Linked DNA regions of Mus musculus: region 1 is linked to region 2. Evidence: chromatin loops called from intact Hi-C (ENCODE). Cell type or tissue: heart. All regions are shown on one strand. Each heading gives the region's core, and the rest is flanking DNA. Links, peaks and the distances in the headings are about the cores only.

Region 1 (14,943 bases), core at 3,884-11,883, 54 kb before region 2:
TTTTTCCCCCCTGACTATAGAATTTTTGGTTCTCAGATGTTCTCTCCACTCTCCAGCTACTGGAATATGCCACCTAATGGATTTGCGGTCCTGTCATTTCAGATGAGCGTTAGCTACTGATCTTTTTCTAGCTTCCACTAGATTGCTGCTTTCAGAATTTTGTCTTCCAAGGCTAACCTTTTCACTATGTCGGCCTAAGTGTCACGTTTATCCTACTCAGTGTCTGGTGAGTAGCGTGGCTGTTTAGGTTCATGTACCAGATCTGGACATTTTCAGCAATCTGTCTTTTTGGCTTAAGTTGGGTTTTTTGTTTGTTTGTTTTGTTTTGTTTTTTAATTTCCCTTTTTCTTTAAATCTCTCTTCTGGAATTCTTAATATATGTATGTTTGGGCAACTTAATGGAAGGGACTTGCTTTCTTTTCATAACCCAATGGGGATTTTTCAATTCCACGAAGAAAGCTTAAGCAAATATCAAATTATAAGAGCAGGAAAAAAGGTCCCAGAAATGGTACCATTCTGAGATGACCATTTTTAACACTCTAGTCTTTGTTTTACCTCTTTGCATATGATACTTTACACACCTTAGGTATGTACAAATGTTGCCATTTTTTTCATTGATTCCCCCCCCCCCCTATTTTCCTGTGTGTGGTATTCTGTGGGTGCACATGTGTGGTGTGATTAATACAGTATGAGTGTGTGCATGTGGAGGTCAGAGGTTAATGTCAGGGACCATCCTCTGAACTTTGCTTAAGAAGGCAGGGTCTCTCAATCAAATCCAGAGTTTCTGAATGTGGCTAATCTGGTTTGCTTTGGGGACCCCTTATCTTTGTCTTCTGAGAGTGAATTACAGGAGGAAGGGTGTCAGGTCCAACTATCTTTATGCAGCCACTGAGACTCTGGTCCTTATAACTGAGTGGTTAATACCCAGTCAGAGACATTGCTTAGACCCTGATAATTTCCTTGGCTTTTTGTTGTTGTTTATTTGTTGAACAGGCTTTCTCTGTGTAGTCCTGGAACTGGCTCTGTAGACTAGGCTAGCCTCAAACTCAGAGATCTTCTTTGCCTCTGCCTCCTGAGTTGCTGGGATTAAGGCATGGGTCTCCATGCCTGGCTTTCTTGATTCTTTTTGAAAGATTTCTTTTTAAGTTTTAATTACGTGAATGCAGAAGTGCTGTGCATGGGTATGTGCACTCGAGTGCTGGTGTCCACAGAGGCTGGAGGCCATCAGATCCCTAGGAGCTGGAATTTCATATACTATGAACCACCTAACATGGGCTGAAGCATCTCTCCAGCCACAGATTATAAACTCAGGTTTGATAGATAGGAAAGCAGAATTCAGAGATGCCCTATAGCCCTCTTCCCTCCTCCCGTGTATAACCCTCTCCTTATCAAAATCCCCTCTAGTGGTACACCGTGTCAAATAATACACAGACACATTGTACTGGCTGCTTTTGTGTGTCAACTTGACACAAGCTGGAGTTATCACAGAGAAAGGAGTTTCAGTTGGGGAAGTGCCTCCATGAGATCCAGCTGTGGGGCATTTTCTCAATTAATGATCAAGAGGGAAGGGCCCCTTGTGGGTGGGACCATCTCTGGGCTGGTAGTCTTGGGTTCTATAAGAGAGCAGGCTGAGCAAGCCACGGGAAGCAAGCCAGTAAAGAACATTCCTCCATAGCCTCTGCATAAGCTCCTGCTTTCTGACCTGCTTGAGTTCCGGTCCTGACTTCTTTGGTGATAAACAGCTGTTTGGAGGTGTAAGCTAAATAAATTCTTTCCTCCCCAATTTGCTTCTTGGTCATGATGTTTGTGCAGGAATAGAAATCCTGACTAAGACACACATCCTTGACACCAATATATGCCGTTCATGTCAGCTCCATTCACTGCTGGGATTTTCTACATTACCCCACAACCCCCAAACACAGGGTTTCTCTGTGTAGCCCTGGCTGTCCTGGAACCCACTTTGTGGATCAGGTTGGCCTAGAACTCAGAGATCCTCCCACCTCTGCCTCCTAAGAGCTGGGATGAAAGGCCCCGCTAGAGACTGATAACTCTTCCACCGTGTATGTTAAGACATCTCTTTGTAGAACACAAGTGACACAGAACTTTCAAGATGACAAAATCACCAAGAGAAGGAGTGAAATCTGTGTCTGACCTGCACTCCAGGCCCTGTGCCTGCTGTTGGTTCATCAACTCATTAAAAAAGACTTAAGCAAAATACTAATGGTTTGCTTTCTTATTTTGATTTACTTATTTTTTGTGGATATAGGGTCTCACCATGTAGCCCAGGCTACACTGAAATGAGCCTGTTAGCCACTTTGGACTTCTAGCTCAGCCTCCAGAGCGCTGGTGTTATAGGTGTGAACTATCTACCACACCCAGATGATTAATTCATTCAACATTTAGTGTGTGACACACAGGTGTGGTTTTAGGTGTTTCCAAAAACTATAAACTGGACAGAGAACTGCAGCCCTGCAGGCTTGCTTCAGGGTCAATCAAGTGTATCTGGGTGTGTCTATGTTCCAGAGCACTTGGCTATCTCATTTTATCTTTCTGCTTTGGTTATTTGGAAACTGGTTCTCACTCTAGTCCAGGCTGGTCTGGAACTCATTAGGTAGCCCAGTCTGGCCTCTGATTTATGGCAATCCTGCCTTAGGCTTCTGAGTACTGGGATCAAAGGTATGCACCATCATACCTGGCTCTTGCCTCATTCTTTGTTTGTTTGTTTGTTTGTTTTTTACTTATTTTATGTATATGTGTATACTATAGCTGTCTTCAGACACCAGAAGAGGGCATCAGATTCCATTATAGAGGGTTGTGAGCCACCATGTGGTTGCTGGGAATTGAACTCAGGACCTCTGGAAGAGCAGTCAGGGCTGAGCCATCTCTCCAGCCCCCTTGCTTCATTCTTCTCACTTTTTTTTTTAAATTATATGTAAGTACACTGTAGCTGTCTTCAGACACTCCAGAAGAAGGAGTCAGATCTTATTACAGATGGTTGTGAGCCACCATGTGGTTGCTGGGATTTGAACTCTGGACCTTCGGAAGAGCAGTGGGATGCTCTTACCCACTGAGCCATCTCACCAGCCCCCCCTTGCTTCATTCTTAATTAACCTATTTTCTGTATATTTTAGTGCCCATGGTGACAGGCTTGAGCTGGGAAAGCCATTTACCTCCTATTCAGTGTCATTAAGTGTTCCTCTGAAGAACTAAGATGCTCAGTTTTTTGTTTTGTCCTTCTGTCTGTGTGTCTGTCTGCCTGTCTTTTTTTTTTTTTTTTTCTTTCTTTTTTTAGACAGGGTTCCTCCATTTCAGGGCTGGCCTGGAATTCCCTATGCAGACCAGGGTAGCCTTGAATCACCCACCTCTGCATCCTGAGCACCGGGATTGAAAGCAGGCATCAACCTGCCCTGCCAATGTTCACATATCCTTAAAGTCCCATTTCTACGTTGACTTTTCTGTAAAACCTAGCATGCTCTGGTAAAGGGGCTCAGAGCCCAGGCCTAGCCACTGCTCTCTTCCTCCACATTTATATTTGCTCTTCCTTCCTTCCTTCCTCCCTCCCTCCCTTCCTTTCTTCCTTCCTTCTTCCCTTTCTTTCTTCTTTCTGGTGCTGCGAACTGAAACCAGGGCCTTGAGTTTATTAGGCAAGCCCTCTTGTGAACCAAATCCCCAAGCCCTGTGCTTTTCTGTATTTGATTTTATTGTCTGTAGTAAGTATTCATTATTGATATGATCAGACAAAACATGAAGGCTAGTTTGATTGCCTCCCGTTCAGTTCCTTCAGGTCACAATAGGAGTGGCTTAAACATTAACCTGAGTGAAGCCTTTTCTTGCTCTTTCTCCGGGATATGTACTCTTATCTCTGTCAGCATTGAATCCTGTTACCTGCTTTCTAAGTCACATTCTGAATACAGCATTAGCTCCCGCAACCAGAATGCTACTTTATTCTGCCCTTTAAAATGTTTCAGATATCAGCTTCCCTATTCTTTGAGTCAGGGTCTCTTGGCAGCCAGGCTAGTCTCAAAGTCCCCGTGTTGCAGGGATAACTTTGACTTTCTGACCTTCCTGCCTCCATTCCAAGGCTGGGCATGAGCACCACAGTGACTAGGTGACACAGTGGGTGCTGGAGATCGAACGCAGGGCTCTTTGTACGTGGGGTGATCCTGCTACCAACTGAGCTACATCCCCAGCCCTCTCCCCATTCATCTGTCTCCTCATTCTTTCTGTCCCACTTGGCTGTTGCCTAAGCTGGCTCCTTAGCATCTCACCTATATTACACATCACCCTTCTAATTAATCTACCCACCTCCAGCTGCACCTCTGTCCAGTAAGGTCTTCTAAATCATGAGTCTCTCCTAACTTGGCATCCACTGCTGGCTCCCCAATGTCTATGGGTTTCTGAATCAGGATGTCTCAGACACACCCGCTTACTGATTCAGCTTTGTCTGTCAGGAAGTGCCCTGTAGTTAAGGATCCTCTGCAACCTACCTCTCTGTTCCTTGGACCTGGGCTGGCCTGGAAGTCCCTATGCATTGCAGGGTTCTTTTGTCTTATGGGTTTGGACCTTGTTTTCCCTTTATTTTGAAAATTCTTCCTTCCTTTCCCCCGACAGCCATTCTACTAATTAGAAAGTCAGGTTCAGCATGCTTCTTCTCCATTCGGTCTCCTCTCTAGCCCAGTCTTTCATTCTCACCACATCCAGAAGAGCAGCAACGGAGACAGTGGTTGCTAATGGAAAGCTTTGAAAACATGGACTTATTAAATACAATGACCCCGCATTAGGTAGGCACTGCCTCAAACATATTTTTTTTTCCCTGTAACATTTGTCCCACAATTTTCAAGTGGCTTGGTTAGCTCTCTTCCCGAGAGACAGTCTCAATCAACTGTCTCCAGGTTCTGTAAATGTCTTGGTTTATTGTTGTTTGTTTGTTTTGGAATATGATGAAGAGAGTCCCATCTACCTATGCCTTGGTCTCAGGATTAGGTGATGTGAGATTTTTATGGGCCAGTTTGGAAGGCACTTGGATTCTAGCCAGAGGCCCTGGAGTTTCTCTCCTCACCTTTATACTAGATGATATCGACACCCACCTGTTGCTCAAAGAAGTGACCTGTAGTTACCTCGAGTTCACGTTTCTTCACTTCTGCGCCTCAGGGAAATACCCTCAACTCTCTTACCTTTGATTTCTACAGCAAGCACCCTAATCCAGGGCCCGACTATGACCTACCCCGCACGCTTAGCCAAGAACATCTCTGTTATCTTGTTTCTTGTTGTTCCACTTCTGCTGTTCTGTGGAGATCCTTCTCTATATTCTATATAAAATAGGTAAAAAAAAAAAAAAAAAGAAAAGAAAAAAAATAGATGAAAACAAACAAGAAAACACATACACAAAAACAACAAAGCCCAGGTTGGCTGTGGTGTTTCTCCACCCCCACCCCCACTCCCTTCAATACCAGCTGAGGCAGGTGGATGAATGAGTTAGAGGGCTTCACAGTGAGGCCTTGGTTTAATTCCCTTCCTCCCCCAGGAACCCTTTATCTTCTTCCCTTTGAACTTATGAAAAAGAATCCAAACAGCAGGATTGGGCTCCTGCTCAAGGCTCCAACCTCTGTGTGCTCTACCCTCCCCCCAAGTGTGCTCCAGCCTCCTGCGCCTCAGAGCAGCCAGAGCCCTTCAGGACCAGGCTCATCCCACTCACTGTTCTTCCTGCCTGTGGCTGGGATTGCTAATTCTTCCTTATTTGGGTCTTAGTTCAGACTACCTCAGAAAAATCAGCCTTTCCTCTGTCTTTACAAAACGTAAGTGGTTAATCATATGCAATTCATGTCATCCAACTCTCTGTGTTCTTTTATGACAACCTGGGAAACCTTTAAAATTAATCATGGCATTCTTTCGCATCTTTTCCTGACCACTCTCTATTTTTTTCCTAACACTTATCACTACTTGCAATTGTCTTATTTTTCTCCCGGTGGCTGCTTCTGTTTTAATTCATGGTTGTGCCTTGACTCGTGCCTTGAAGTAACGGGACATTCAAGTCATTTAAAAAGTGTCCTTGGGACTAAATAATCAAAAGATGATTTGGATTGATTTAGGACATAGATAAAGCAGTTTAGGCCTTGGACTTCTCAAAAGCAAAGATATGAGTGAATTTAGGGTAAAGGTGGGTGAAAGAGAAAGCTAAACGGACTGGAGAGACACTGTCGGCCTGCAAAATTGAACTTCTGTTCTTCCTACTTCATCTTCTTTCTATCTTCCTTCCTTCCTTCCTTCCTTCCTTTCTTTCTTTCTTTCTTTCTTTCTTTCTTTCTTTCTTTCTTTCTTTCTTTCTTTCTTTCTTTCTTTCTTCCTTTCTATCTACCCTACCTACCTACCTACCTACCTACCTACCTACCTATTTACCTACAGGGTCTCTTTGCAAAGCCCTGGCTGTCTTGGAACTCACTATGTGGACCAGGCTGGCTTCCAAATCACAGAGATCCACCTGCCTCTGCCTCCCAGCTGCTGGGATTAAATATGTGCATCACCAAGCTCAGGAGCTGTATACCAGCTCTGTATTTTTATTTTTAACTGACTAAATGGAACAGTGAATAGGCAAGTGTCTCTACCAAGAGTCCCAATAGAAGTGAATTTTTAGTCCCAAATGTTCTAACTGGTGGGATAGGAGGAGGTGGAAGCAAAGGCAGTTGAGTGCTTCCAAATGCTATCACCAAACTGTTGACAGAACCATTAAACACAGTTGTCCCAGAGAGGGCAAAAACTGGGCACACCTGTGCAGAGCCCAGCTGCTCTAAGGCGAGCAGTGTTGCCTGCTATGGGCTAACAGGGGAACTCCTTTTGTGAAAGATCTCCAGAGCAGGCAATTCATGCAAGCCTCAGGCATTGTTTAGGGTATTTGACTAGGAAAGGAATGGTCAGCTGGACAGATTAGGGACTGACTGAAAGATTAACGAAGCCAGTTTAGCTGACACTGTTTTGCAGGCCGACAGTATCTCTCCAGTCTGTTTAATTTTCTCTTTTACCCACCTTTACCCTAAATTCATTCACATCTTTGCTTTTGAGAAATCCAAGGCCTAATCTGCTTTCTTTACCTATGTCCTAAATCTATCTGTATCTTTTTTTTTTTTTTTTGATTATTTAGTTCCCAAGGATGCTTTTTAAATTACTTGATTGTCCCATAATTTCAAGTGACTCACTTCTGTCTTATCTAAGTTGTGTGTTGTTGAAGGACAGACTGAGTCAAGTAGAATTTAGACCACAAAGCAACTTATGACAGGTTTTTTTGCCACTGCTTCTGTCTTATTCCTTAACGGTCAGTATCAGACTCCGCCTTGTCCCATCTCGCAGGCTGCCTTTTCAAACTCTAAGGAAGTTGACTTGGCCTCCTCGTAGCCACACTGGAGGAGAGTTGGGGTGGAGCCAGAAAGCCAGGTAGCTAGAGAAGCCCAGTGGGTACCCTAGATATGGGAGGGGGCGTGGCAGTGGGCGTTGCCGGACGCCGCAGGACCACCAATGGCATCCCGGAGCTCGGGGCGATGCGCGTGACGCAGCCGCGGGCTGGGAGGTTGGGGCGGAGAACGGGGGTGGGGGCCTGCGCTTTATCTTCCTCCGTAGCCCGGCTGGCGGCGTAGCGGGCCGGCGAAGGGACATCCTAGTCTCCGACCGTCCTGCGGCCGCCCAGCCTACCGCCTAGACCGCCGCAGCTGCCCTCCGCTCGCAGGTAACCTCAAGCTTCCGCTCCCCTCCTCCTTTCCTGACCAGGTCCACCCTGAGCCCGAGAAGAAGGGGACTGCGGTGGCGGCGCCGCTCCGGCTCTGCGGGCCTGGCCTGGGCCGGACTGTCCCACCCGGACGCTGTCTGCTGCCTGGGGAGGGTCCCGCTGAGTTTGGAGGGGAGAGCGGGAAAGTTACCCGCAGCCATCCAATGCATCCGATGACTGGCAGCCTTTTCATTATTAGTGATGGTTTGATGTCCCCTCCGAATCATGTGGCGTCTCTCAAGCCAGTCAGTAGTGAAGAAAGTTGAGAATTAGAAGTCATTGCACTCTTTGAAAAGCGACATTAAAAAAAAAAAAAAACCGCTCAGGAAATCAGCTTTCTTTCTTTCTTTCTTTCTTTTTTTTTCTTATTTTCTTTTTTTTTTTTTTTTGATGTGGGCGGAGGAAATGTATATATATATGAAGGGAAAGATGGCACTACCAGGCACCAGACTCTATATGGGCCAGGGAAAAACCTGTTTCAAGCTCATATTCTGTTTTTAAGTAGCGGGGGGGTGGGGGGGGATTAAGTGTCTGTCTTTGATCTTAAGTGCTAATAGACACGTAACTTAAGCAATATATATATTCAGCGGTTTTTTGGGAGGAGACATTGTTGTAAGCTCCAGTCTCTGCATTTTATATAAAACTCCTTGGTCACTGTAATACTTAAGTAGTTGCCACTGTGTCTCCCCCGCCCCCCCAAACTTCTTGCCTTCTTCAAGAATGCAGAATCCAACTTGAATACTTCTTTTTCTTTTGTTTGCTTTCAACTGGGAAATATAAATGACTTGGTTTTTTGAAAAGCCAGCTCAGGCGGCACAGGAGTGGGGCTTGCGAAGAGCTCTGATGCTGTGAAGAGTAAGGAGAGGAAACGTGGAGAAGCACACGGCTTAGCTTGTCACGTGCTTGGAACTGGTCAGGGGTTTCACGTTCTTTCAGGACTCAGACCCAGCTCTAGGCGCCTGAGCTCCTGCTATCTTAAAGGCTGGGCGGGTTCTTCAGGCTCTAGCTCTCCTTCCTTGTGCCTGGAAAGCTGCTTCTTATCTCCTGGACCATTTTCCCCGGGGGCCTTATTCCCCTTCTTCCGCCGCCCCCTAAGCATTCCTCAAATCAAAGATCACTTCCCGGTGGGAGCCACTGGTCAGTCTGAGCCTGTTAGCATTCTGAAGTCTCCTTACCAGCAGGAATCATCTGTAGTAAATAGATGCTTTGTTTTATAGTGAATTTCACGAGGTTAGTCTATCTTTTCTGTGTCTTCTCAGTATCTTGCAGGAATAGAACTAAATAAGAGTGTGGGGGGGGTGTCAAAAAAGGAACTTTGAGAAAAAACATTAACTTTAGGCCTTAACATAGGAGTGAGTGCCTGTTTCCTATGGAAGTTTCATTTGTCAGACAGGACTCTTAGAATTGTGTCCGTCCCCCCCCCGCCGTGTTGGATAACTAGTTATATTTAGTCATTTGTAAGTAAAGTAAACTCAGATGTATATAAAATTTGCTCAAGTACTCATATTCTTTAGTCTTGTTAATTGACCCTGTTCTGTTAGCTTCTTGAAAAAGTTGTAGGGTTGCCAGGTGAGTTCAAGGACAGCCAGGCTATACAGAGAAGAAACCTTGTCTTGAAAAACCAAACCAACCAACCAACCAACCAACCAAAAAACCTACAAAAGCCTCTCCCACCCCCCCCCCAAACCAAACCAAAACACCCCCTAAAAATGTACACATTATGCTTTGGACTGTTAATTTCCTCCCCTCTCTCCCTCCCTCCCTTCCCCCTGTCCTTCCCTTCTTTCTGTGGGCAGGATCTCATGGAGCCCAGGCTGTTCTAACACTGGGTAGTTGAGAATGATCTTGAATTACTGCTTCTCCTGCCTCAACCCCGCAAATGCTAGGACTCTAGGTGTGTACCACGGATTCAGGGTTGGATTGTACACTCTATCCACAGTGGTTTTTCTTCTCTGCCAAACCTCAGGGTGGTGTAGCAGTTACTCACCTGCCTAGGTACCCAGTATTTATTTGTGATACGGCTTTATCGGTTCTTTTGAAGTCTTTGTTAACTGCCGGGAGGCTAAAGTCGACATTTCTTTGGGACACGATTCATTTGTTTCTCTAATTCTTTCTTTTTGCCCTCTGGAGTCAAGTTAAGATGCTTACCACAGAACATTACACAACTTCCCTGTACAGATTGGTTTCTTACATTCTTGTCTAATCAGTGTGGTATATTTTAATACTATTGTGTGTGTGTGTGTGTGATTGGAGCTCCCTGGGTAGGGATGGCACACATATGTCACTGTAGTGAGGGTGGAGGTCAGAGGACAACTTGGTGGAGTTGGTTTTCTCCCTCTACCTTTATGTGGCTTCCAGGAATTGGATTTGGGATGTCATGCTTGTGTGGCAAGCATTTCTACCCACTAGGCCGGCGGGCCAGCCCTCTGGTTAACTGTGTCACCTAAAAGGAGGATAGTTCCTCTATACAGATCCACATCTTAGCAAATGGAGTGGAAATGTGTGTGGTGGCTCAGGCCTATTATCCCAGTACTTTGAGGAAGACGTAGGTGGGTCTGAGTTCTATAAGCAGTAGAAACCTGGGCTACTACTACACAGGGCTACACAGTGAAACCTTAAACAAATGACAAAGAAACCCCCAAACAAACAGACAGAAAAATCAACAATAACTAAGTCGTTCAAATGTTAAGTGAGTTAGTGGCCCACCTCCTGGTGCCCAAAACTATGGATGGTCCTTATTTTCCTTTCCTTCTGGGCCTCTTGTGAGAACAATCCTATGATCTGTTTTCAGTTCCTCAACACATTTTGCAACCTACTCCAATACATTTGCTCTTCCTGAAACCCAACTGTGCACGCAGTTAGTCAATCACCCACTTTAGCATATCACCACATTGTGAAATAGCTGTCCCAAGCTCCACCTTCTTGTTTTTTTTAATAAGTCTTATTATAAAACAAACAAACAACAAACCCTTGCAAATAAATATAACTGCCACACACACCTCTGTTCTTTCCGTGTGTGTTCTTTACTTGATTTCTTCCATGGTACTGATCCTGGAGAATGCCCCTGAATCCTCTCATTTCCCCACTCCCCAGCATCCTGTGCTCCTCCTTCTCCTTTAATCTCTTTGCTTTTTTTCCTCTTTGCTGTTAAAGTTTTAAATGCCCCACAAGCCTGGGGAAAGCACTTCATCATTATACGACGATATGCTTGCATCTACTGCTTATCGAGTTAGCTAAGTGCTATGTAAATAGTAGCCTACCTGGGAAACTTCCTGAACTTGTGCCTTACCCTCAGTTGTCAGTGCAGTGGTGCATGGCAGATCCCTATCTGCGGTGGAGACCTGTGCGTGCGCTCAGCTGCCCTTTTATACCTTGGCTGGCCTACAGGCACACAATCCTGGCCTTATCTAATTTTCCTCCTCCCTGTAATTAGCATAATGTTATTCCTAGCCTTTCTGAGTTGGCGAACTCACTTGGGATCTGTGAACAACTGCCTTCTGTGTAGCCAGCCACACATCTCAAAGACTTCTTCAGTTAATCATTTGTAAACTTATCTGATCTCCCTTATCTCTTCCCTCTTCATTTATTTTTCCAATAAACACGTGTCATGTGAGTCTTCAGGCCTTATGGCTTTGTACGTGAGCTCATTGCTGGCACTGCTGATGATGCGTGGCTTTGACTCTGAGTTCTGAGTTGATCTTCCTCAAGATAAATATTAAGTCCTTCTTTGAGAACATTAAAAAAAAAACAAAAAACCTGGAGACTGAACTACGTGCCTCCCACATGCCAGACAGATGAACCTGCTATTGAAGTTCACTCTGAGCTCCCAGCCCTCCCTTTTAACAAGTGTAAATTCTAGTGTTGTTTGAGAGGGAGAAGGAAATCAATAGGACTAGAAGAGGAAAGGGGAATAGCATGATGGGGAGATTACCACAGAGGTTAGTGGAGGGGTGTTCTCGTGTGTGTGTGTGTGTGTGTGTGTGTGTGTGTGTGTGTGTGTGTATGTGTGTGTGTGAGAGAGGGGGGGCACCTTGTATAGTGCCTTTGACTTAAGTGGCAAATGTGTGAAGACTTGAGAATCCGGTGTATCACAATTCTAGAGACAAATGGATTTATCTTGGATTATATAAGAGAAACTTAGCGCTTCAAGGAAAAACAAAAACAGAAACAAAAGAGAATGGCTGTAGTCCTATTAACTGGGAAGGAGATGACAAAGGTGGAAACGGACAGGGTGCCAGTAATTCAAGCTGGGTGTGATTGTGCACGACCTAGGATCCTAGCACTCAGGAGGATTGCCTCACACACATGACCAAGGCAACCCTTATAAAGGAAAACATTTAACTGAAGCTGGCTTACAGGTTCAGAGGTTTTAGTCTGTTTTCATCATAGCGAGAAGCCTGTGCAGGCAGATGTGGTCCTAGAGGGGGAGCTGAGAGTTTCCATCTCAATCTGCAGGCAACAGGAGACTGTACCACACTGGGCATAGCTGGGCATAGGAGACCTTAAAAGCCCACCTCCACAGCTATGCACTTCTTCCAAGAAGGCCACACCTCCTAATATTGCCTTTCTATGGGCTAAGCATTCAGACATGTGTGTCTGTGGGGGCCATACTTGTTCAGAGCATCACAGTTTCCTTCAGAGGAATCTCAGCATTCGCTCCTACTTATTGCTGCTCTCATCATTTCTGTGGGAGGAGCAGATCCTCTGTGGCTTCCTCTCAGCCTGTTAAATGGATGGCTTTTAAATAAATCTCTTATCAGTAGCCGAGACCAAATTGTTTCTAAGTTCTTCCTCTGCTCCCGGGCAGATGTGTGTGTGTGTGTGTATTTTTAGATTCATTCATTTTATGTATGAGTGTTTTTGCCTGTTTGCATGTGAGAGTTGTATGAATGCTTCCAGCCCACAGGGTCAGAAGAGGGCATTAGATGTCCCAAACCATACTTATGGATGGTTGTAAGCTACCATGTAGGTGCTGGAGATTTAACCCAGGTCCTCTCTAAGAGCAGCCAGTCCTCTTAACTGTTGAGCCATCTCTGTAGCCCCCATATCGGGGAATCTGAAGTCAAGGCCTCTACTTAGCACAGGAAGCACTTTGTCCACAGATCCCCAATCCCAGCTTTAGATCTTTGTTACATTTCAGGTTAAATTTCGCCTAGAATGTGAGATGAGGGTCTGCCTTAGCTTAGCCTTTGTCGAATGTCTTTTTATTCCATTTTGAAAAGTGTCAGTTGATTTCACTCTGTTCTGTCAGTCATCACTGACAAGAGGAACGCACATGACATTGTTACCACAGACACAAATAATTGTGACTCTGACTCAGCTCTTAGCCTTACAGCTTGTAGTTCAGTTACCACTGAAAAGATGAGGAATCTGGCCAATGGATTCTGCTGTCAGCAGGGTCAGCACAGAGCAGGGTCTGGGCTTCTCTCTCTTTCTCAGAGTGTGTGTGTGTGTGTGTGTGTGTGTGTGTGAGAGAGAGAGAGAGAGAGAGAGAGAGACTTGTGTTTTTTTTAAAGCCAGAGAGAGAGAGAGAGAGAGACTTGTGTTTTTTTTAAAGCCAGCTCAGGCAGCACGGGAGTGGGGCTTGCGAAGAGCTCTGATGCTGTGAAGAGTAAGGAGAGGAAATGTGGAGAAGCACACGGCTTAGCTTGTCACGTGCTTGGAACTGGTCAGGGGTTTCATGTTCTTTCAGGATTCAGACCGAGCTCTAGGCACCTGAGCTCCTGCTATCTTAAAGTGTTGTCTGGTAGAGCAATAAGAACAGTTAAGAGTTTCTGTTATAATTCTTTCTCACACATGCAGTGTTTATCCTTCAAGGCTCAATCAATCAATACCTTTTCTTTTGAAACCATTATCTCGATTACCCCTCTAGCCTCTCTTAGGTCTCTAAATGTTTGCCATTATTACCACTGATTTGGTAATCATACTCTAGGTTGTGGTTTCATGTATGGCTGTTCCTAAGAGCTGTAAAATTAGCACCTGCCTCCAAATTGGAATAGTACCAGCAGCCCAAGGACTGAGTCACTCACGCTTGCTCCTCTTAGGGATCGCTTAAGTAGCTGTGAACGAATAAAGATAGCCCAATATCCCCTCCTCCTTACCCAGTGTCTGTTGTAAAGTTGCAACAGAGTTAATGAAACCTGGCTTGGGGGGTGGGTAGTGCCCACTGTTAAGGCAGTAGCGGCGACTGAGGGTCATACTTGCAGCTCTCAGGCAATCACAGTGTAGGACACTACAGCTGACACTCAGTCCCTGTAAAGCGAAGCCAAGTGTACTGAGGGAAGGAAGTTCCTTTTACACGCATTTCGCCATTGCTCTTTCCGATCTGCTGCCTTGGAAGACACTTCAGCCACGGGGAGAATGGCCTATTGTGCTACAGTCTGGCGTGCAGCAGAACAGTTAAATGGTGGCTGGCAAAAGAAGGAGGTCCTCTGGCTAGGACTCTGAGGTCTGGTCTCATTACACATCTTTGTCTTCTCCTTCTCCTTCTCCTTCTCCTTCTCCTTCTCCTTCTCCTTCTCCTTCTCCTTCTCCTTCTCCTTCTCCTTCTCCTTCTCCTTCTCCTTCTCCTTCTCCTCCCTCCTCCTCCTCCTCCTCCTCCTCCTCCTCCTCCTCCTTCTCTTTCTTTCTTTCTTTCTTTCTTTCTTTCTTTCTTTCTTTCTTGTTTTGGAGCAGGATCTCTCTATATGCTATCCTGTAATTTGGGATAGATCAGGCTAGCCTCAAATTCACACAAAAAAAATCTCCTGCTGGGATTAAAGGCACAGGCCCACCATGCCAGCTCTTCTGCTGATCTTAGGGTTCATCTGCTCAGTGCTTTGTTCATTTAAGTTTTTCTTTGAGAGTAGGGCTGTGTCTAAACGATGGGCCCTTGGAACTAGCTAGCTATTTGATAAGGGCCAAGTTCTTCAAACTTGTTGCAATAGCTTATACTCAAGAAATCTTAAAACTGATTAGGACAACATCAAAGAAAGACAATATATCATTTTTAGTTTTTACCTCTTTTAAACATAGTAGTGATATGGAATTCACTAGCCAAATACTTAGTGAACTTGTTTTCCAGCTCTTTTTGTGACACTGTGGTTCAAATCCAGAGTGTCAGCCATGTATATTAGGCAAGTGCTGTCCCCTGAGCTTCAGTCTCCACTTCACTCAAGTTTTTAATCGACACATAACTATTAAGTACACTT
Region 2 (14,943 bases), core at 4,559-12,558:
CTCCTGCCTCAGCCTCCTCAGGTGCCAGAGTTTATAATATAAGCATGTGCTGCCTCAGAAGGCCTTTCATTAGGAATTCTTTTCCTGTCAAGATTTTAGATGATAATAATGTGTGTAAGACTGCAAACTACTTAGCATTCAAAGAGCGTCTTAGGACAACCTCAAAAATACAAAACCCCAAACGAGGTGGCCACTTCTGTGAAAGAAGATTGGGTTGGTAACCATGACCACGTTGGCCGCATTCGCAGGAGTCTTTTTTTTTTTTTTTTTTTTTTTTCAAACCATGTCTGAACTCTTTAAAGAGAAAATAAAACCAAACCTCTTGCTAGCAGTGTGTTCCAAGCTGGTTTGTTTATTGTTTATTATTCCGTGTTGTGCCAATGGGAGAAAGCTGTTTTCTCTTGAGGATACTTCTTATTTGTCTACAAAGTAAGGGGTTTAGTGTTTTCTATAAGAAGTATTAATGCTGATAACTGATTTTAAGTGACCCAAGAAAACTACTGTCTCTACAGCCATTTCACGTTGTATTTGGATGTCTGCTTCGGCCTTGTGCGACTTATGTGTTGGACATTTTTATTCTCAGTCTCAGATAAGAGGGAGAGGGAGCAAGTTTAGGGTTTTTTTTTGTTGATGGATGAATGTATTAAAATTACCTGGGTAACATTGCTTGCCTCGGGTTAGACTTTATTAGAACACTAAGACTGGAATTTCTGGTGCTGTTTGTTTCTGTTGTTCTTTGTTTGTTTTTGAAGCAGGGTGACTCTTCATATCTCTGTCTATCCTGGAACTCATGTTGACCAGGTTGTCCTCGAACTCACAGATCTGCCTCCCAAGTGCAGGGTTTAAAGGGGTGCACCGCCATGCCTAGCTGGGGTTGTTTTTAACTTGTCAGTAACTGCAGCATTTGGCAGTGTGGAAAATGTACCTGTTTCCCTTCTATTCAAGGGAAAAGTTGTTGATGTTGGCAGGTTAAGAAAGAAAGTACAATGTAGAAGTAATTGTATTTGTAAACATTGTTACAGAACTAATTCATTTATGATATGTAACTTGTTTTGAAAGTTAAAAATTATTCTTGTCTAAAAATTGAATATCACAGCTTTGTTTTTAGACAAGTCATATTATGTTTGAAAAGCACTCACTTGGTCTGTATAACCTAAAAAGATGGAATTTAGCCTAGTAGTGGTGGTCCATGCTTTTAATTCTAGCACTTGGGAGGCAGAGATAGGTGGATCTTTATGAGTTTGAGGTTAGCCTGGTCTACCAAGGGAGTTCCAGGACAGCCACGGTTACACAGAGAGACTCTGTCTCTGGAAAAGAAACAAAACAAAACAAAAAACAGAAATGGAATTTATTAGTTGTCAGGAGAGCCTATTTTAAAAAAAAATGACTGTTTTACACAGGTATAAGAAAATTTGAGGCAATTCCAGTTTCATGTTTGTGGGAGGGGGGTAATGAAACTAAAGTAATGGTTGTCAGCTTGTTACCTCAACCTATGGGTGGGGGTGTCAAATGACCCTTTCACAGGGGTCACCTAACTCTGCTGAAAAACATATTTACAATTAATTATAGTAGCAAAATTACAGTTACAAAGTAGCAATGAAATAATTGTATGGATTTAGGGGTCACCACACTATTAAAGGGTCACAGCATTAGGAAGGTTGAGAACCACTGCTAAAGTCATATGACTGTAGTAACAGGCCTCATAAGGTATACATAGTTTAAACTTTTATGACAGCATTTAAAAAACTAAGTTGTGGGTATTCCTCCTTGGAGGATTTTGAGTTCTTTCTCACTTTTCCTTAATAAATGTTTGTTTACTTGCTCAAAAAAGGGGGGGTTATTTGGGGTTTGGGGTGTGCTTGCCTACCACACACAGACTGTTGAGAGGCTTGGCCAAGACACATCAGTGCCACAACGGCATAAACTGGATAGGGTGATGCGCACTTGTAATCCGGATGGGGTGACAAGCTCCTGTAATCCCAGCTCTAGAGAGGTGGGAGAAGGAGAATCACAACTCCTAGATTATTCCTGGCTACAAAACCAGTTGAAGTTGGAGACCAGCCTTGGCTACAAGTGACCCTCTCTCAAGCCCCTTCAGGTAAAACAGACACAATGTTATCTACATAGGGCTGTGATTCTCGGTTGGTAGAGATTCTCTCCTTCCCTGAGAACACCAAGGTTGAGAGCCAGTAGGGAGGTGGCTGATGCAGGGGCTCTGGATTCCGACAGCCAGGGGACTTACAGAAGAGAGAGCAGGGACAGGCTGCCTGCATTACAGAGCCAGCTTTCCTCGTCTGTAAGATGAGGATGGGAGCTTCCTCATAGGGTTGCTGCAGAGCACTGGGCCTGGCAGAAACAGCCTTACTTACTTACCATTTTCTTAGTCTCCCTACAATTAAAACCTGAGTCTGGATTGCTACCTCTTAAAAACTGCAAGGTCCTGAGTCTTCCTGCTACTCTTAAAAACAGCCCCCTAACCCTAGGATTGTTGAGTCCACCTGCTTCTTGATGGGTTTGTGCCAGGTGCAGTGCCCCTGCCTGTCTCCCGAGTATCAGGCGGAATCACCACACTTATCTCTTACTTGGATATCTTTTTCCTTTTTTTAAAGATTCGTTTATTTTATGTATATGACTACACTGTGGCTGTCTTCAGACAGATTGGGTCCATTACAGATGGTTATGAGTCACCAAGTGGTTGCTGGGAATTGAACTCAGGACCTCTGGAAAGAGGTCAATGCTGTTGACCACTGAGCCGTCTCTCCAGCCTTTACCTTGTCAGCTTAACCTACATGGTCATGGGCAATCACTCCTGTTTTGTCTTTCCAAAATCACTTCAGGTTTATCTGCCTTAACATTCGGGGAAGGCAACCCGCTTCTGGAGAGAATTGCTGCTGTTGTTATGTAGGTATTGACACCCAGTGGTTAGAACCAGTGTGCACATTTCATAGCTGGGCCCTAGGATTATTGAGTGGGCGGCACCTCCTGAGGACTTCTGACAGCATAAGCAATGCTTTATAGCTTTCAGGGGCAGAATCAGTTCCTTTTCTGTGCTGTATCAGGGAGTCATCATGGCCTTGTGCATGCTGGGCAAGCACTGAGCTAGAGGTCCAGCCTTAGAATCAATATCGTACTTGAAGATAGCTCACTCCTTTGATTAATAAAGGTTCGGTGTCTTGCTGACTAGCGTTACACGGTAATTTCACGTAATTTCCCCCCAATGCTATGTACAACTATCCACATTGGCAAAGAACTCTGAGTGTCTAGGCTTTGGTGGCCCTGACACTGGAAGAGCTGGACGGTGTTGTGGGCAGTAGTGAGCGACACTTGTGGTTTGTCGGGCGCAATGTCCCTACAGCTTCAGTTCGGCAATGGAGCGCTAGGCCCTCTGTCAGACAAGACATTACATAAAAGCCCATTTTATACAGAGAATAAAGACAGCTGGCTGTTGAAACAGAGAGATTGGAGCCCTCCTCCACCTTCAACTCAACAGGAAGCTGAGATAGCAGCAGATAAAAACAATTAGCTGTAAGTTGGGAGGACCGTTCTGGACTCTTTTAATCCTTAGTGAACCTTTTTTTCTTGTGTAAATGCCTTTTAAGTTAATGCATTTGATTAATGTAGACTTGAGGAAAGGTGTATTATTTTTCAGAACTGCCTCAAATTGTTTTGTGTTTAAATCAGGAAAAAAATGGACTTGTCCTCCTTTCCCTGTGTATTTATTCTCTCTTTACACCGCCATATTGGCCATTTCTACTTCAGCATGCCCCGCTGCTGGAGCACTTTCCTTCAGGTGAGAAGATGGCACCCAGGGTCTGGTAGTGGTGTGTGTCTCATTGATGGGGAGCTGTACTGGTGTTGAGTATTGTTGAAACATGCAATACCCACATCTAGCCATTGGAGGTACAATGAATGTTCTGAATGCCCGAACATCAACGACTCTTGGGTGTGCAGAGAGCTGAAGCCCTGGTCTAGGCCCTGCCATTGGACTGTGCCTTCGTGTCTTGGGTCTGCATGTCAGGAGTCACAGGAGAAAAAGCTGTTTTTAAATTGTGTGTGTTCGTGTGTGTGTGATTAAACATAGCTTCTGGTTGTCTTACTTACTTTTTACTCCTGAATTTCAATTACCTCTTCCTGCAGATCTTTAATCACTAGTGTGATAAATTTGTTTAATATGCATTGTTCCCAGTCCACTGAAAACTTCTTAAATTTTGTGTTCATATACAAAATGGCAAACTACTGCGTATGTGAAGAATGTGATAAATAAATATATTTAGAAAAAAAACCCTTCAGTGTGTGTAGTGTTATGCGCTGTGTGCCTGTTTGCACCTGTGGGTGCATATGGAGGTCAAAGAACATTGGGTGGCCTGTTCATTTACCTGCTGCCTTGGTCCCTTGAGTCTCCTTAGCCTGGACTAACTCTTTGACTAGGAGGCTGGTGATCTTCTATCCTTATCACCGTGGTTACAGGAACACGTGTCCTGCCACATTTTTATTGTCATGAGAGTCTCATACTGAAGACTTGGGTGGCCTGGAACACCTTATATAGACCAGGCTGGCCTAGAGATTTGTCTCTGCCTCCCCAGTGCTGGGATTAAAGGAGTCCACTAATAGGCACAGCTCACATCCATGGGTGCTGGATCTGGCTTGCACAGCGAGTGTGTGTACCATTGAGTCATTCCCAGTCCCTAGTCCCTTCTAACAGACCCATTCATTCAGCATCTTGATCAGCTAACAGCATGGGTATAAAAGTCTAAAATGTAACCCCCACCCCACCCCCTACCCCGCAAAGTACAGAAACAGCAGAAAGCCCTGGTACATTCTTAGCCACAAGTACAGTCCTCGAGGGGTTCCTCCCCCTGTACTCATGAGTATTCTCTAAAAGATCTCAGTGATAGGCCCTGCCACCTTTACTGCCCTGGTTTGTAACCCATAGCTTCCCAGGCTCTTCCTGTTAGATTTTGTTTCCTGGAAGTAATTAGAACTGTCCACCACCACACCACCATCATGGCCACGTTAGTTATATGCCTTGGCAAAGTCTTGGGCTTTGCAATCACAGGGGCCCGAGCTGCTGCCTCTGAGGTTTCTATCACTGCCCAAGGCTGATGACTGATGACATTGCCAATGTAAAGGTCACTGCTGCTCCCACCACCGCTACCAGGTGCTGCCTCCTCCATTGTGCGGCTTGTACAGCTGCCGTTCCCACAGAGCTGCTGCCTGGCTTTCCATAGCCCTGCCCATGACCAACACCTCTGCTGAGCATATATATCCCTCCAGAATAACCAAGGCCGCATCCTCCACAACCACTATCATTAGCAAGTTTTCGAAAGAGAGATGGCCACCACTGCTGCCACCAAAATGGCCACGGGCAAAATTACCACAAACTACCTCATTGGAACCACCTTGGCTAGAGGAAGCACTGGCTATCTATCCCTTGCTCTGACAGAGCTATCTTCATTTCCTAGCCATTCAGTCTGATTCTGAATGATAATCTTATCTAGGATATCATGCTCAGTGGAGGATATGAAAACAAAACCCCTTCTCACTGTCCTGGCCAACCGTGATGTCAATTGCTTCAAAATCTTTCATGCTGTGCAAAACAATATGAAACTGTTCCTTGGAGCCCTTAATGCCACCCACAGAGATCTTTATTTCAGTTCTGGGTGCACCTGGTCTTTGAGAAATTCCTCTGGATAGTTTTATTTGGTCCCACCACTCTTCCTGTGTGGCCTTGCATTCACAGCTGCATCAGCTTGCTCCACAGTATTGAAAGTGACTTTCGAAAGGCCCTGGAGCGGTTGTTGAAGGTCCCTGTTCCCTCCCACATACTGAGTGAGCGCTCCCTGCTTGCACAGTGACTCCTCATCAGACATTTCAAAGCTCAGAGAGTTTCCATAGCTGTCGGGCTCTGTAGCAGAATGCCTAAGCTTTTCCGCTCATGGCTCCTTTTCTCTGGAGTGTTTGTTTGTTTTTTGTTGTTGTTGTTGTTGTTTTGTTTTGTTTTATGTGTGGCCTGGAACTCGCAAAGATCCACCCCTACCTCCCGAGGGCTGGGACTTAAGGAATGTACTACCATGCTTAGCCGATTTTATTTTTACATTGGGTTTCTAGATCCTGACTGAATGTTAATAGTGCAGGATGTAGAGCATCTTCAAAGTTTGTTTGTTTGTTTTTAAGATTTATTTATTTTATTATATAAATAAGTGCACTGTCACTGTCTTCAGACACACCAGAAGAGGGCATCAAATTCTATTACAGATGGTTGTGAGCCACCATGTGGTTGCTGGGAACTGAACTCAGGACCTCTGGAAAAGCAATCAGTGCTCTTAACTGCTGAACCATCTCTCCAGTACAAAGTTTTGTTTTTAAATTGATATAAACACCGATGCTGAGAACACAGCTTTGCACAAATATGCTGATCTCAATTAAAATTTAAGATTTTTTTTTCCTTTCTCATGTAGCCCAGGCTGGTCTAAAATTCATTATGTAGCCAAAGATAGGCTTGAACTCCTGATCCTCCTGCCTCCATCTCTCCAGTGCCGGGGTTACAAAGTGTGTTCCATCCACCACATTCCACCATTTAATGATTTTGTTGTCATTAAAAATGAAACTCAAGCCTGCAATTCTAACAGCATTATTTAAAACCAACATTTGGGGGCTGGAGAGATGGTTTAGTAGCTAAGAGGGCAGACTGCTCTTGCAGATAACCTGAATTTGGTTCCTAGAACCCATGTCAGGTGGCTCACAACCACCTGTAACTCCAGGGGGTCTGATTCCCTCTTCTCTGGGGCATCTTCCCTCACACACAATAAGCACATATACATAACCTAAAAGAATTAAAAGTATAAAATCAAAGTGAGCAGTCATGCCAACCGTGAGTGTGGCACACCCACAAGAGCTTTCTCTTGTTCAATCTACAAACTGTTTTATCAACGTCACAAGCCAGATGCACAGTCTTGGTTAACTTGAGTCCAAGTGGACCCTAAACCTTCATAAACCGACACCCCCCCCCACCCCCCCACCATGCTGTCCTTTGCCCCTGCACGACAATGAATAGCCATTTGATTCAATAAATGGACACAATCTCTGAAGAGATTTCTCCCATCTCCCTTGCACTGCAGGAATGGGTGGCAACAGTTAGGTCATGCAGGGTGAGCAGAGTTACTCTGTGCTCGTTTCCATAGGCGCGTCAATGGGAAGATTGTTGCCAACTACTGATCATGATGTGCTTGCTCCTACAATCAGTAGATTCTTTAGAGAGAATGCTAGAGAGCCGATGCTACTGCAAATGCAAATTGGGGCCCATTTCTTTCTTTGTAACCTCCATTAGCCTAGGTGAGAAAGTCCTGCTCAGGTATTTGTCTTCTCCTTCAGCTACTGTTGGCATAGAAAGCTACCTGACACTAAGATGAACCGCACTTACGAACACGAACTGAGTGCATAGAAGTGACTTGAACAACAGAACTAGGCTGTTTGCTAGTTTACTCCTCCTCCTCTCTTTTTGAGACAAGGTTGTCACTAAGTTTCCCTGGCGGATTCAGAACTCATAGATTATGCTAGCCCTGAACAGATTCAAGAGCAGAAGGTCTCATTGCTACATCACCCTCTCTGCAAGGGCAGGGCCCGGGGAGTCTCTACCGGCGCAGGTCTGCGCTTGCGCAGTCTGCACCCGGAAGCGCGGTTTCGAGAGCCTATCCCATTCCGAGACAACAACCCGATTCAATATTCTTCCTTATTGCTACTACCCATGACTAAAAACACACGGAAACTTCTAGAGAGTGTAGAGACTCCTTTTCATCTCTTTTCTTTTGACGGCTCTGCCGGAGGCGGCTCGGCCCGCAAGTTGCTAGGACGGGGGGGGAGCGGGGAGCGTGGGGGGGGGGGCAGAAATGTGCTGCGTTGCTATGACGACGCAGGGCGTTCCGGAAAAGGGATGGCCTTCCGACGCCAGGCGGCAAACACAACTTGTGGGTACAGCGGCCGGTGTCGTGCACTCCTACAGTGCAGTCCTAGGACTTTGCTGAAAGAACCGTGGGAGCCCCGCCCCACTCGCGCCCGCGGAGCTGGGTCGCGCTGACCCGCCCGCAGTCTGTAGGGAGGCGGAGCCTGACTTTCCCGGGCTGGGCCCTGACTCTGACCCACCCATACCCCATCTCTGTCATGTCAAGTTATCTTAGAGGGCTCCCCAAAGAAAGGAAACCACGCCAGATGAATTCTGAAATTCAGTCTGAACACAAACACTCAAGAGATCTCTCTGTTCATTTGCTTTGTTTTGCCTACAGAATTATGGACAGCTTGAAAGTCTGAACACGATTTTGATTTGTTTTTGAATTAATTTTTTGGAGGATTAATAGTTCTGAGAGTGATCCCAGGCATTGATTATTATGTCTCTCCACAAAGTGTCGGACACTTCGCTGACCTCCCCATCAACATCTGAGTCCAAACAGGCAAAACTCTATGTAGTCAAGGAGGCAAAAGGTAAACTTAAGGATGCCGTGGACAGAACCATTAGGGCTACTGAAAGAATTTGCAATCCGTTCTCCCTTTCTCCTTAGCCAGCCTGAACACTCACCAAGTCAGAATACTGTTTCATCTTCATTTAAATACTAATAGCTATATGAAGTTTGGTTGCTTCTTCTCTGACTTCAAGGGAGCTTTAAAAACATAGTTATGTGGATAAGAAAAACATAACTTAGTTCAATATGCCTATTTGTATAAGATTCAAGATGTTTTTTGAGATTCCTTAAGATTTCCATCCTTGGGGCTGTGTCTTGGAAGGCAGAGGCAGGTGATCTCTGTGAATTTGAGGTCAGCCTGGTCTACATAGTAAATTCCAGGCTAGTGGGAGCTACATAGTGAGACCCTGTTTCAAGAAAAATGTAAAAAGACGTAATGATAAATGTAGAACCTGTACCAGAATAAGAATCAAGGCAGTCACCGTCTCACTCTTGCTCATCAGACTGAGGCTATCTCCAGTCTTAAGGTCACAGAGCTTTTTGGGTTGTTTCTTATTTATATTTTGCTACAGTTCCATCATCAACTCAAGGAGGTACGGATTCAACTCAAGGACTTACACTAAGCAAGCACTCTATCCTGAGCTAGCTACCTATTCACTATTTATGTTGCAGGGCAGTGGAGGGGTTGGGGCTTGGGTTGGCTGTACACTCACTCTGTGTAACCCAGGCCTTTTACTTTGTATCTCTCTGCATGTTCTCACATCCCCCTTCCACTCTTCCCTCCACCCTTCTAGCTACTCCTGCTTTAAGTATTCTTTGTAGCTGGGCTCCTCTGCTAGAGGCACCCTTCTTGTTAGAAACACAGGATACTGCTGAGGCAGTCTGGGAAACTTTAACTCCCCGGAACACTCCATTAAAAGTTTGTCTTTCCTAATACTTCCTTAGGGCTTCCTGAGCTAAAGGAGAAAAAATCCATGGTGAACCACCTCAAACCCCTTCCTCCCCTTCAGAATGACTACAGAATCCCCGAGGAAGTTCTTCTCTCTCTGAACTATGCAGCTAATGCCGGTCCCTGTCCTGAAAGCTTACTGCCTGTGAAGAAACCTAAAGCCCCAAAGGTTTGTATATACATACCTATCATGTTTGGGGTCACAATCCCTTTTTTAAAATTCACTTTGTTAAGTGTTTGGTGAGCAGAAGTTGTGTTCAGATGATCTTTTAAAATGCATATTTAAATTAAAAAAAACCGTTATTATTAGTTCGTGTGTGAGTTTGGGCTCAGGGTCAGAAGACAGCTTTCAAGGTCTGCTTTTCTCTCTCCAGCATGGGCTGGGGGTGGGGGGAGCACAAGTCATGCATGGGGTTGCAAGCTCTTTCAGCTGCTGAGCCATCTTACCAACTACAAAATTCAAAATTCAGATCTTGCTGAGCATGGTGGCTGGCACTGATAGTTCTATCACGTCAGAGGCCGAAGCAGGAGGATTGCCACAAGTTCCAGGCTGACTGGGCTATACAATAAGATCCTGTCTCAAAAACAAAAACAAAAACAAAAACAAAAACAAAGCCAGGGGCTGGAGAGATGGCTCAGCAGTTAAGAGCTCTGACTGCATTTCCAGAGGTCATGAGTTCAATTCCCAGCAACCACATGGTGGCTACCAACCATCTGTAACAGTATCTGATGTCCTCTTCTGGTGTCTCTGAAGAGAGTAACAGTGTACTCACATAAAATAAATAAATAAGTAAATGTTTAAAAAACAAAAAAACTAAAGTGAAAAACTCTCAGGTCTCTTGAAGCGTATGTTTCCATTGCTTAATATTTCCATTAACCTGTTTTATGTAAACTTACCAGAGGTATTATTGATGCTCTCTCAATGTTCTATCTTTGCCCTTCTTTACGCATTCTGCTCCTCTATAAAGCATCTAAATGCCCTGATGTAAATAGTCAAATAAGTAACACTTCTTCACCCAGAGTGCCCTCTACTGGACATTTGTGTTTTTTGCTTTTTTTTCCCCCCACAGTGTGCCCTTCCACGTCTTGTAGATCATGTCTGGCAGCACCCTATTCGAAGGGATAAATTCAAATACCTGATTGATCATCCTGTCTCCCTAACAGGAGCTGGAAGGTAAAGGTGGAAGAGAGTGGGGTGCAGACATACAGATAGAATTATTTTCTCATTTTGTGTGGCAGTTTTGGGAGAAGGCAGAATGGCCTCCAGGTGTGGGGGAGTTGGCTTTTAGAATTAGTAAAAAGGCCAGAGGTTCTCTGGAAGTGGAGGCTGTGCTCCGAATTAACTTTGCTAGGTAATTAAGATTTTTAGCTATCTTCAATAGGAATCTCTAATATTGGACTTATTACTAGACCAGTCCACGATTGAGTTAGAATAACTGGTCACATTGAAGAAAAGAGAAAAATCATTATGACTCTATTAAATGACTAATCTTACTAAGTCAGAATACATAGTCTCTGATGTTCTTTTTGCCATAAAGTTAAAAAGCTTGAAGCAAGACAGCTTCACCAGTCCAAACTGGAAAAATGGCAAGCAAGGATGGGTTGAAAACATGTACCCAATTTAGCTTCCTTCTCACTTCAGTCAGGGCACTGAGCCAACTCACCTGTCAGCTTGTCACACGAATTAGCCATCATGCTTCTGCAGTGTTCTGTGGAGAGAACCTATGTTTTCCCTTCCCTAATAAGGTAGCTGTTTAGGATCAAACCATATGCTAATAAGTAGATCCTTTTAAGATACTATAAGGCATTTATTAAATTCTTTGACATCCAAATTTCAAATTTCTAAAATAAAAGTATGATTTAAATAGTGTGCATGGGAATGCACTAAATAATATGCACAGGGATATAATTTTCCCCTTCTTTGTCTTTTAAGAAGTTAAAGTTTTAAAGTTCCACAATACCTTGTCCTTGAGAATTAATAATCTGTTGACAAAACATATCAAATACTTGACTGTTATAGTCAGTATTAATGTAACATGGGCAGTGACAATTGTTTCTCTTAAAAAGCGGTTGTAACTAGAAAGCTTGAAAGGTTATTAATAGTAACATGTGCATAATTTATTTATTTATTAACTTAGAAATAAGAGAATTTATTTGCAGCAATTTATTAAGTATAAGTCCTCAAGAATTCACACCCTTATGTGGAAACAAGTAGTAACTGAGGACACTAAAAGGAAAGAATTTTACATGCACAATTTTCAAGAATACTAAAATATTATCTTAAACCATAACTGTTTTGAATATATAAAGAATGCGATTATATATCAACTTTAGGGATGGAGCCAAGAGAGAGAGAAAGAGAGTGCCAGTGAGGATCAGGTTATACTGGTCTTTATTCATAAACAACAATAAAACAAATAGAAAGTGAAATGGGATCGCATTTATTCACACACTCACTTCCCTCACCTCCAGTCTGGTATTTGTCGTAGCCTGGCTTCAATGGCTGCGCAGGCATGGCCCATGGCATTTCCTGCTGTGCTTCGGATCCCCACTGGAGCTTTGGTCCAGAGTTGGGGTGTCTGGAATCAGTGGGCTGGCTCTGGGGATGAGTGGTCTCAATGCGATCAGCTCGGGATCTGACCGGGTTTTAAAGTCTCTTTCAGCTCAGGCATCCAGCATTACTTTACCTGACTTTGGGCCTTATCACCTTCATTCACACACTCCAGGCTTGGGTTCCATGGTAACATTTTAGCCAATCAAAATTGAGGTGTTCACTTAGTCAGGGCATTTACCTTATCACATTTCACACACACACACACACACACACACTCACACACTCTCTGGGCTGGGTTACATTTGTCATTTCTTTTCTATTGCTTACATTTATTTCCATTCCATCCCCTGGAGCCTCAGAGAAACCAGAGCTACAGGTCTAGGTATTCCAGAAGGCTCCACAGGCTTGCAAAGCTGGGTTCATATACATTGTGTAGTGCGTTTTTGTGGTAGCTTTTCCATGTACAGTATGTATTTCGTTGGAAGATGCACTCTTTTAATATTGGTTTTAATATTGACCTCAGGCAGTAAGCCTGTAAGAGTTCCGGACTGTGTGATTATGTAGGGTCATTCCGCTACCACTCTCCCTCCAATATTTTATATGTGGGGTCAGGTGCGTGCTCCAACATGTTGTAACATGTGTGGTACCAGAAGTGGTTTCCTCTGCTAACACAGCAGGCCGTGTGAATCTGCTCAGTAAGCTTTGGGTTGCCCTGATGGGGTCTGAGTACAGGTTCCGGGGATGCATGGTTATGATAACAATGATGAAACAAAGTAAGTAGTTTATCATCCATATTGGGTCACAAATAGCATACAGCATAGGGTCTTAAGCAAAACATGCAATTTTCTGGTTCAAATAGCTTATTTGTAGTCAATCTATCATACAAAATTCCAAATGATGATGCACTATCAAAGAATATTTTCCTGAAAAATGTATTAGCTCTCGCCATGCAGCTAAGGTCATATCTCCGTCCGGAGTCATTGTCTCTTGACCTCCTGAGCGAGGGCCTTCTTTTTGTCATATTTCCTATAGTTGCTTCTAAAACATATCAAAGACACTTTTAATAGCATAAAAAAAGATGATCAGAATGCCGGGGCCTAGCAAACACAGAAGTGGATGCTCACAGTCAGCTATTGGATGGATCACAGGGTCCCCAATGGAGGAGCTAGAGAAAGTACCCAAGGAGCTAAAGGGATCTGCAACCTTATAGGTGGAACAACATTATGAACTAACCAGTACCCCCCAGAGCTCGTGTCTCTAGCTGCATATGTATCAAAAGATGGCCTAGTCGGCCATCACTGGAAAGAGAGGCCCATTGGACTTGCAAACTTTATATGCCCCAGTACAGGGGAATGCCAGGGCCAAAAAGTAGGGGTGGGTGGGTGGGAGGGTATGGGGGACTTTTGGGATAGCATTGGAAATGTAAATGAGAAAAATACCTAATTTTTTTTAAAAAAAAGAAGAAGATGATCAGAAATATGAGGAACCAAAATGTTTCTTTAACCCAGTGCCAACATGAGTACACTGGGGTGCATACAAAGTCTAGGCGTGCTAGTCTTCTGATGGTGTCCCACAGGCCACATTTTGTTATCTCCTCATTCCAATTTTTATTATTATGGTGTTGGCTTCTAATAGGCCAACCAAGTTATGTACACCATTGGAGTCAAAGTAATGTTTTTCCTCCAGGGTTAACTTAGTCATGATTGTTGTATTATCCATTGTGGCCTGTGAGCAGTTTATCATTAGATAACATCTGCCTGTTAAATTAAAATATGCTTCAGAAGTGTTAGACATATGTATTTGCTCCTAATTTAAAGGTGGCTTCAAGTGGTGTGTATATAGAGCTATTTGTCGTGTTAACTGATGACCACAGAAAGTGATCATCTGGTATTATGAATTCATTGCCTAGTTTCTGTGGTATGGCTTTAGTGTGATATCCTGGGTATGTGTTGTCCAGGAATGCCTGTATTAGGTGTATCTCACATATGCCTTCTGTGCAATATGATCCTCTTTCATTATCTAAATAACGTTTAGAAGTCTGGGGTCCTTCTTCCTAGTCCTGTTGTAAAAAGGGTATCTAATTCTCTCTCTACTGCTAGATTACTTCTATACATTTGGCACATAATTAAGTTATGGTTCTAAATTAACTATGATATTTCTGTTTATATTGCTACTTAAATACTTGCATTTCTGTATTCATGGTGTTTACCATGATGTGGAGAGAATCTATGCTTCTTGACAGTGCGTGGAGTGCCTGGCCTGTTTTCTTATTAATTTGCTGAATATTGTAGATTTCTGCCTTGCTGGGTGTGACTACTGCTTCTGCTACTGTTCCTCCCATCAAGCCTCCTAATAATGCTCTGGCCATAAAAGAACCAATAGCCAGTGCCTGTAGGGGTTTTCTGCTGAACTTTATTTGGGCTGCTGTATTGATATGATATGGTATCTATTTCTCCACTATAACTTAGGAGGTTTAAAGGCTTATAATGAGATGGAAATCTGGATCTTCCTGATCCTAGGGGTCAATATTATTTCTATTAGTGGTTGTCTATAATGTTCCATCCTCAAGGCCATGTCTGATACCCAATCCTCCCAGTTGGGCCATTGTTGTGTTTCTATTCTGGTGGCCCATCTTAAGTCAGGGTAATAGCTTAGCTTGCCAAACCAGGGTAGGTTCCGGAAGCTTGCTACACATAGCCAATTTGTCTGGTTCCATGTCCTCGGAGTTCTGGGTTCAGGTGGTCATATAATTCCCTGGCGCACCTATTTCCCTATGGTTTAGGTAGAGGGGGTGTGCCACTCATAAGTGGCTAAGGTATAGCAAATTCTGTACATTGGGTCCAGTTCATACTTGGACCCAGTTTACATGGTTTTGGTGGTGTTATAGGTAAGGAAGTTTCTTTTCCTTCTTCCTCTCCAGGCTCATATTCATAGTCATATACCAGTTCTTCCCATGTTAATGCTGTAAGGTTGAACCACCTGCCCTC

Evidence for each region. Peaks named below come from ENCODE experiments on the same cell type or tissue, not always from the same donor. Only the 100,000 strongest peaks of a DNase experiment are listed, where the experiment ranks them.
Region 1: a loop joins it to region 2, with 2.0 times the contacts of the local background. A loop is called at or near these places in 14 of 42 quality-filtered maps.

Annotation. Positions count from the first base shown.
Region 1 is chr1:156,466,919-156,481,861 of GRCm38, reverse strand. Soat1 (sterol O-acyltransferase 1) reads left to right here and starts at 7,534. Exons shown (of 16, transcript NM_009230.3): 1 at 7,534-7,714. Gm39682 (a long non-coding RNA gene) reads right to left here and starts at 5,303. Exons shown (of 4, transcript XR_865657.1): 1 at 5,225-5,303. In heart, for the core only: a CTCF peak has its summit at 7,626; DNase peaks (open chromatin) are centred at 7,521 and 8,771; H3K4me3 peaks cover 2,644 bases; H3K27ac peaks cover 3,088 bases.
Region 2 is chr1:156,413,867-156,428,809 of GRCm38, reverse strand. It overlaps Axdnd1 (axonemal dynein light chain domain containing 1), which reads left to right and starts at 7,895. Exons shown (of 26, transcript NM_001346967.1): 1 at 7,895-7,964; 2 at 8,280-8,475; 3 at 9,399-9,571; 4 at 10,473-10,576. The coding sequence starts at 8,382. It overlaps Soat1 (sterol O-acyltransferase 1), which reads left to right. Exons shown (of 16, transcript NM_009230.3): 16 at 1-702. In heart, for the core only: CTCF peaks have their summits at 7,964 and 10,428 (motif pointing left); DNase peaks (open chromatin) are centred at 7,669 and 7,929; H3K4me3 peaks cover 1,196 bases; H3K27ac peaks cover 1,103 bases.